2 separate regions of the Homo sapiens genome follow, and region 2 is linked to region 1. Evidence: chromatin loops called from intact Hi-C (ENCODE). Cell type or tissue: PC-9. All regions are shown on one strand. Each heading gives the region's core, and the rest is flanking DNA. Links, peaks and the distances in the headings are about the cores only.

Region 1 (2,922 bases), core at 116-2,615:
AAAGAGTTACTAAAGAAAAATAAAATAGGCCGGGAGCAGTGGCTCACACCTGTAATCCCACCACTTTGGAAGGCCAAGGCAGGCAGATCACCTGAGGCTGGGAGCTCAAGACCAGCCTGACCAACATGGAGAAAGCCTGTCTCTACTAAAAACACAAAATTAGCTGGGCGTGGTGGCACATGCCTGTAATCCCAGCTACTCAGGAGGCTGAGGCAGGAGAATCTCTTGAACCCAAGAGGCGGAGGTTGCGGTGAGCCGAGATCACGCCATTGCACTCCAGCCCGGGCAACAAGAGCAAAACTGCATCTCAAAAAAAAAAAAAAAAAAAAAAAAAGGAAATATAAGAACTGCCATATGGGGTTATGGGGTTCACTAGATCTAGCATAAAAAACAATTTTAAAGAGGATAGCAACCTTTTAAACAAAAGCCATGGTCTCCAAACACCCCCATGCCTTCTCTAATACCTTGTGAATGAGTGATTACCAATCCAAGCTCCACCATTTCCAGACTGTGTGATTGGACAAATTACGTATCTAAGATTAAAGTTTCCTCATCTATAAAATGGGAGTAAATAAGAATATCTCCTTCATAAAGTTGTCTGATGATTAAATGAGATAATATAATATAGAGTTTAGCATATGGAAAGAACCTGATAAATGTTTCCCACAGTTAAAGACTCTATCTTACTGAACCTTCATTTTATATTTGTTTCTAGCCCTTGACCTCTTTTTCTGGCAGAGTACAATTTTTAGGAGAGCTTCCTGTACCGTGTAGTTCACAATTTGGAGCATATATGTCCGTGTTAGTCACGTTGATATCCTTTTACAATGGCTTAACCTTAATCATGTTCTTTCTTAAGTTTTGGTTTCTTCCCAGAGAAATCCTAATTTTTTAAGTGTATTTTCAAATACTGTACACTTTAACCTTTTCAATCTTTTAGTGGGGAAAAAAATGGCTGTAAAATGTCTTCACTTCCTAAATGCGCAATCACCAAGAAAATATAATCCTGTCATAAATACATGATTACAACATATTTGCTTTTTATGGACAATTATTAGTGCTTATAGTAGAGGAAAGTCACCTTAACCTGATCTCATAAACAATTTCTGAACTCAACTTCCTGAAGAAACCTGAGACTTCTGAGATTTACTCTCAAATTGGATGAGTCAGAACAGGTGATAGATGTTTTTCAGGCATCATCAGTCAATCCTAAAGTTACTAATAGGAAAGATACAAGGCCTAGCTCTGAGACAAACCTACTAATTAACGACAAACAAGAAACTGTCTTTATCTCAGCCTCAGGTCCCACAGAGCAAGGATAATCCATCCGTCACCCTGCCTCACCCAGAGTTATATTGGATGGTGTGTCTTTTCAAATCTACAGAAACATGGAGGGAAGAACCATGTCCTAACACTCCAGCATAAACACAAATATCCTTGACTTTTAATCATGGCCTTAAGGTGACACCCTGGCTGACTGCAGTTATAGGTCAGCCAGAGTGTCACCTCAAAGCCATGAACTACCTACAAGTTTTCGGGGGCTAAATCAATGCTATGTCACAGAAAGTTTCCAAAAAAAAAAAAAGGAAAGAAAACTGTTGCCAGGCACGGTGGCTCAGGCCTGGAATCTCAGTACTTTGGAAGGCCAAGTTGGGTGGATCACTTGAGCCCAGGAGTTGGAGACCAGCCTGGGTAACAGGCTTTTGTAGAGACGGTGAAACCCCACCTCTACAAAAAAATACAAAAATTATCCGGGTGCAGTGAAACATGCCTGTGGTCCCAGCTACTCTAGAGGCTGAGGAGGGAGGATCATTTGAGCCTGGGAGGCACTGAGTCACGCCACTGTACTCCAGCCTGGGCGACAGAGCGAGACTTTGTCTCAACAACAACAACAACAAAACTGTTGTTGAACTTTAAATATTTTTATGTTTTTTTAAAAACTATAATTCATTCTTTTTATATGGCAATCTTCAGAAACAGTATCAATATTATTTTAATTACTATATTAGAGAAATTCAACAAATTGACATGTTTTTATATGGATATGATATATGAACAACCCTCTGGTGTTGGGTTTTTATGCACTCACTCTTGAGTGCTTGGGAAATCTGAGGCACTACGTATCACTAAAGATGACTCCACTCTTATTTCTCCACCAACTTCTCTCCTGCCACCTAAAATAGGGGGTCTTAGAGGGAAGTGGTAATCAAATCTGACCTGTAACATAAACTTGAGAGAGAAAATCAGGTCTTTCCTATCTGATGGGTCTGCTGTACTCACAGACAGGATGTGATTGATCAAAATGACTACATGCGAGAGAAGAGAACAAAGCAGAGGACCAGGGCTGCTCCTGCGGGCCCTGAGGATGAACCCAGGAAGAAAGGGGTCCCCAGGGCCGAGAAAGCACACTAAGAACCACCACCAGGAATAAAGGGAAGGCTATTTATTGGACCCCTCAGATCTGCAACAACACATTTTCAGAAGCAATCATGGTTTCCTCCGTGAGAGTAGACCAAATCTAGCTATTAAGAGTTCAGGTTAATTTCTCTTTTTCTGTCTAAGGTAGAAGCCACTGAAAGCCGTAAAAAGGAACCAGTCATCTGTCATAAGGAATCCCTTCAGCATGTGTTTCAACCGAGGCAAAGTCTGTCACAAGCATGGAATTGTGTTTTTAAAAACGCTCTAAAGATGGAAAGGAACCATGGAGCACCAATGTCAGAATCGATTTTATAAGTTCTCCTTCTAGGGTGGTGTTCCTTCAGCTTAGACTTCTTGGAGAGTGGTTGCATCTGCTTTCCATCCTATAAACCACAAAACATAAAAGCACAGAAGGCAAAACCGTACCCAGGGGGTGCTCAAAAATGCTAGTTGGGAGAGGGGTGGTTCCTCTGTCTCAAGTTGCCTTTCATCAGGCAAAAATGG
Region 2 (2,922 bases), core at 91-2,590, 80 kb before region 1:
ATATTTTATAAATTTTCATAATGTGTATTTTCTAGATTCTCTCTATAATGTACATGTTCTAAATTTGCTATACATTCATAATGTGTAAATATTATATAAATATTATTTTTAATGGAACTTTTACAAAAATGTGTATTGAGCACCTTTTTCATGCAAGGCACTGAGCTAAGCACCATGGAAGATACACACATTTTGCCTGTTTGGGTTGAGTATTCAAGAAAGCAACTATTATTTGCTGAGGAAATGTGTTTAGGTATTATCAGATAATATATATGTGTCTATGTATATGAGCCCCTAGTTTATTCCCTCTTCCCAGGGTTATCCACTTACTTACTGTAAGTCCTTGAATATGTCTATATCATTTTTAAAAATGGAGTATACATGTTTTACTTTACATTGAAGGTATTCTGCTATAATATCATCCTTTCATTTTTACACACTTTAAAATAGTTTGTTTGTTAATTTCCCAAAAACGTTTGGGGGATCTTCTGTGAGGTCAATTCCCAGGTATGTTGTGGGTTTAGCTGTCATTGTGAGTGGTATTTCATGTTCTATCATCATTTCTCAATGGTAACTGCTGGTGGATAACGAATCTTGAACCAGGCAATCTTGCTGGGGAAGGGAAAATATAAATAACACAATGAAGGAGACTCTTACTGATCTGTGTTGCAAACTCTGGAGTTGGGTCTGCACCTGTGGTCTAAGAGGCTGGGGTAGGGTGTGGCAGGGTGAGAGTGGGGGTGGGGGGCCTCTCCATCTGTCACTGATGGTGTGTTCCACGCTTTTCATAACTGAGACTTCTGCAGGCCTGCTACGTGTGCACCTGGCATGTCCTGACACCACACCACTGCCCCACTGACTATCCAGCACACAGGCACTGCCCACGAAGTAAGCTATCATTTCCTTAAAAATCCCTAAACTTCCTCATATCTTTCTACAGAGTCTCACTGAGGCTCTAAGCCCATAATCTCTCCTGTAAATATATTGGCAGGAAGCAGCCCTGGCTCTGTCCTCTCTCTCCTTAAGTGGCATTTGTGCCCTCCAAGCTATCCTGGTAGGTTTAAGATGGCCTCCAGGATCTGGCAGATGGTATTGGATGGAATTCATTATTCTAGGGCACACCTATTGGTTCAATAACATCTGAAGAACTGTGGAATGATCTGAGCATCAAAGGTTTCGGGTCTTGGCTTGTCCCTCTTATCACCACCACCATCATCTCTGCTAAGTCATTCCATTGTTATCATAACTTCTTAGCTCCCCAGTGATTTACTAACTATGCCATTTTGCAGGTATAAAATGAGCTGGACAATATATACTCTTTGTCCACATCCATGGAGTGCTGGGAATAAGTTTTTGAGAGCCTTGTCAAAAGACTCTAGGTAGTCAAATCCTCCTTAGCTAATGTTTGTGCAGGAATAAGAAATGCTAACTCTTACTAGCTGGGTTCAACTTTTTCCCCACTGACTTGCCTTCTAAATGCAGTGAGTCATCCAATACCTTCAATAACTACAGCAGTGGCTCTCGATCACCTGGGAGCTTAGAGCACATACCTACACGTGGACCCCACCCCAGAGAAACTGAATCAGAATTTCCCTATCTATCTGCTGTGCCAAGAGTGTCATGTTCTGCTCTCTGAGACCAAGTAGAACACTTGGGTGGGGGTGAAGGAGCGGGGTGGAGAACCTGTCCTCTGACCCCACCTTTCTCTAACCACATCTAAGTGAAAAACCACAAAACCAAGTAAACAGGCAACTGAGGGTTGATACAGTGATTGAAAAGGGGCGGGGGTGTGGGGTAATGAGGATGGATAAAGACAAGAGACCACATCACATTAACAGAGTCTTTCTCAAATTCAGACCTCACACTCCATGGTGGAAGGGATCTTCGGGTGCCAGGGTCAAGTTGCTGACACTGCCCTGGGAAGGACTGTACCCTGCCAGTGTCCAGGCTGGAGGGGCTGAGCTCAGCTAACTAGAGGCTTCAGCACCCTTTCCTCCCTGCACCCTCCAGGGGGCCCTCCCGCCCCTCCCTGGTGGCCCCCCCAGCCTCGCACACGCTCTTCATTATCACCACCGTTGCCTGTGCTTCTCGGGTGTTCCACCCATCTCTGGTCTCCGCCCTGAGTGAGGGGATTAACTTCCTGCAATGCCACAGCTGCAGCAGGCTGTTTCTGCAACGGGCAGCAGGGGGGCCACATGGCCCAGGAGGATGTGTATCCAACAACTAAGGGTGCTGAATACTCATTCTGGGGGAACTTGGGGTGGGAGAGTTTGCTCTCTGGGGCATTTCTGAGAAAGGGGGAAATTGGCATTTGGAGGCCTTGTCTGACACCTTCACCATAGTTACCAAAAAACAGAAAGAACGTTGCTGCCATCTCCATTATCCTCCTGAAGTGGCTTCTCTTTCCCCATGCGGTTCCTCTTTGCTTCCTCCCCATAATAAGAAATGCCTTTTATTGAATGCTGGCCATGTACCAAGTGCATTCATGTGCTCTCTTCAGTAATATTCTGTTTGTAGATGAAGAAACTGGGGCCGACGGAAACGAGACTCAGCTTGTTAGTAAAGTCAGAGGTGGTGCTCAAAGGGCCTGACCATCATTAACCAAATCCATCAGAACTCAGAGCCATGTGGGCAATTCTGATGGGAGCAGCATAAGCAAGAGTTGGGAGCACCCACAGGCTTTGGATCAAACAGTTACTTAGCTCTTCAGTTTCCAACCTCATCTGTAAAAGAGGACAACAGCACCTACTTCATAGGGTTGTTTGAGGAAATAACACAGGAGGGACATTTAAGACCAAGTCAGGTGTAGCATGGGAGCTTCATAAAGTAGCCATTTTATTATTAATCTCATTGTTAGTTTTAGAAATATAACTGCCAAACATTTACTCACTCATTCAGTAAATATTGATAGAGGGCCCTGTA

What was found. Peaks named below come from ENCODE experiments on the same cell type or tissue, not always from the same donor. Only the 100,000 strongest peaks of a DNase experiment are listed, where the experiment ranks them.
Region 2: a loop joins it to region 1, with 10 times the contacts of the local background. A loop is called at or near these places in 2 of 110 quality-filtered maps.

The regions. Positions count from the first base shown.
Region 1 is chr6:45,505,633-45,508,554 of GRCh38, reverse strand. All of the region lies in intron 6 of RUNX2 (RUNX family transcription factor 2), which reads right to left. Among named protein-coding and RNA genes, the nearest start is that of RUNX2-AS1, 70 kb to the left of the region's middle. In PC-9, for the core only: no CTCF peak of the experiment used is centred there; a DNase peak (open chromatin) is centred at 1,104; H3K27ac peaks cover 2,500 bases.
Region 2 is chr6:45,585,671-45,588,592 of GRCh38, reverse strand. No RefSeq gene overlaps it. Among named protein-coding and RNA genes, the nearest start is that of RUNX2-AS1, 10 kb to the right of the region's middle. In PC-9, for the core only: no CTCF peak of the experiment used is centred there; DNase peaks (open chromatin) are centred at 1,172 and 1,572; H3K27ac peaks cover 1,587 bases.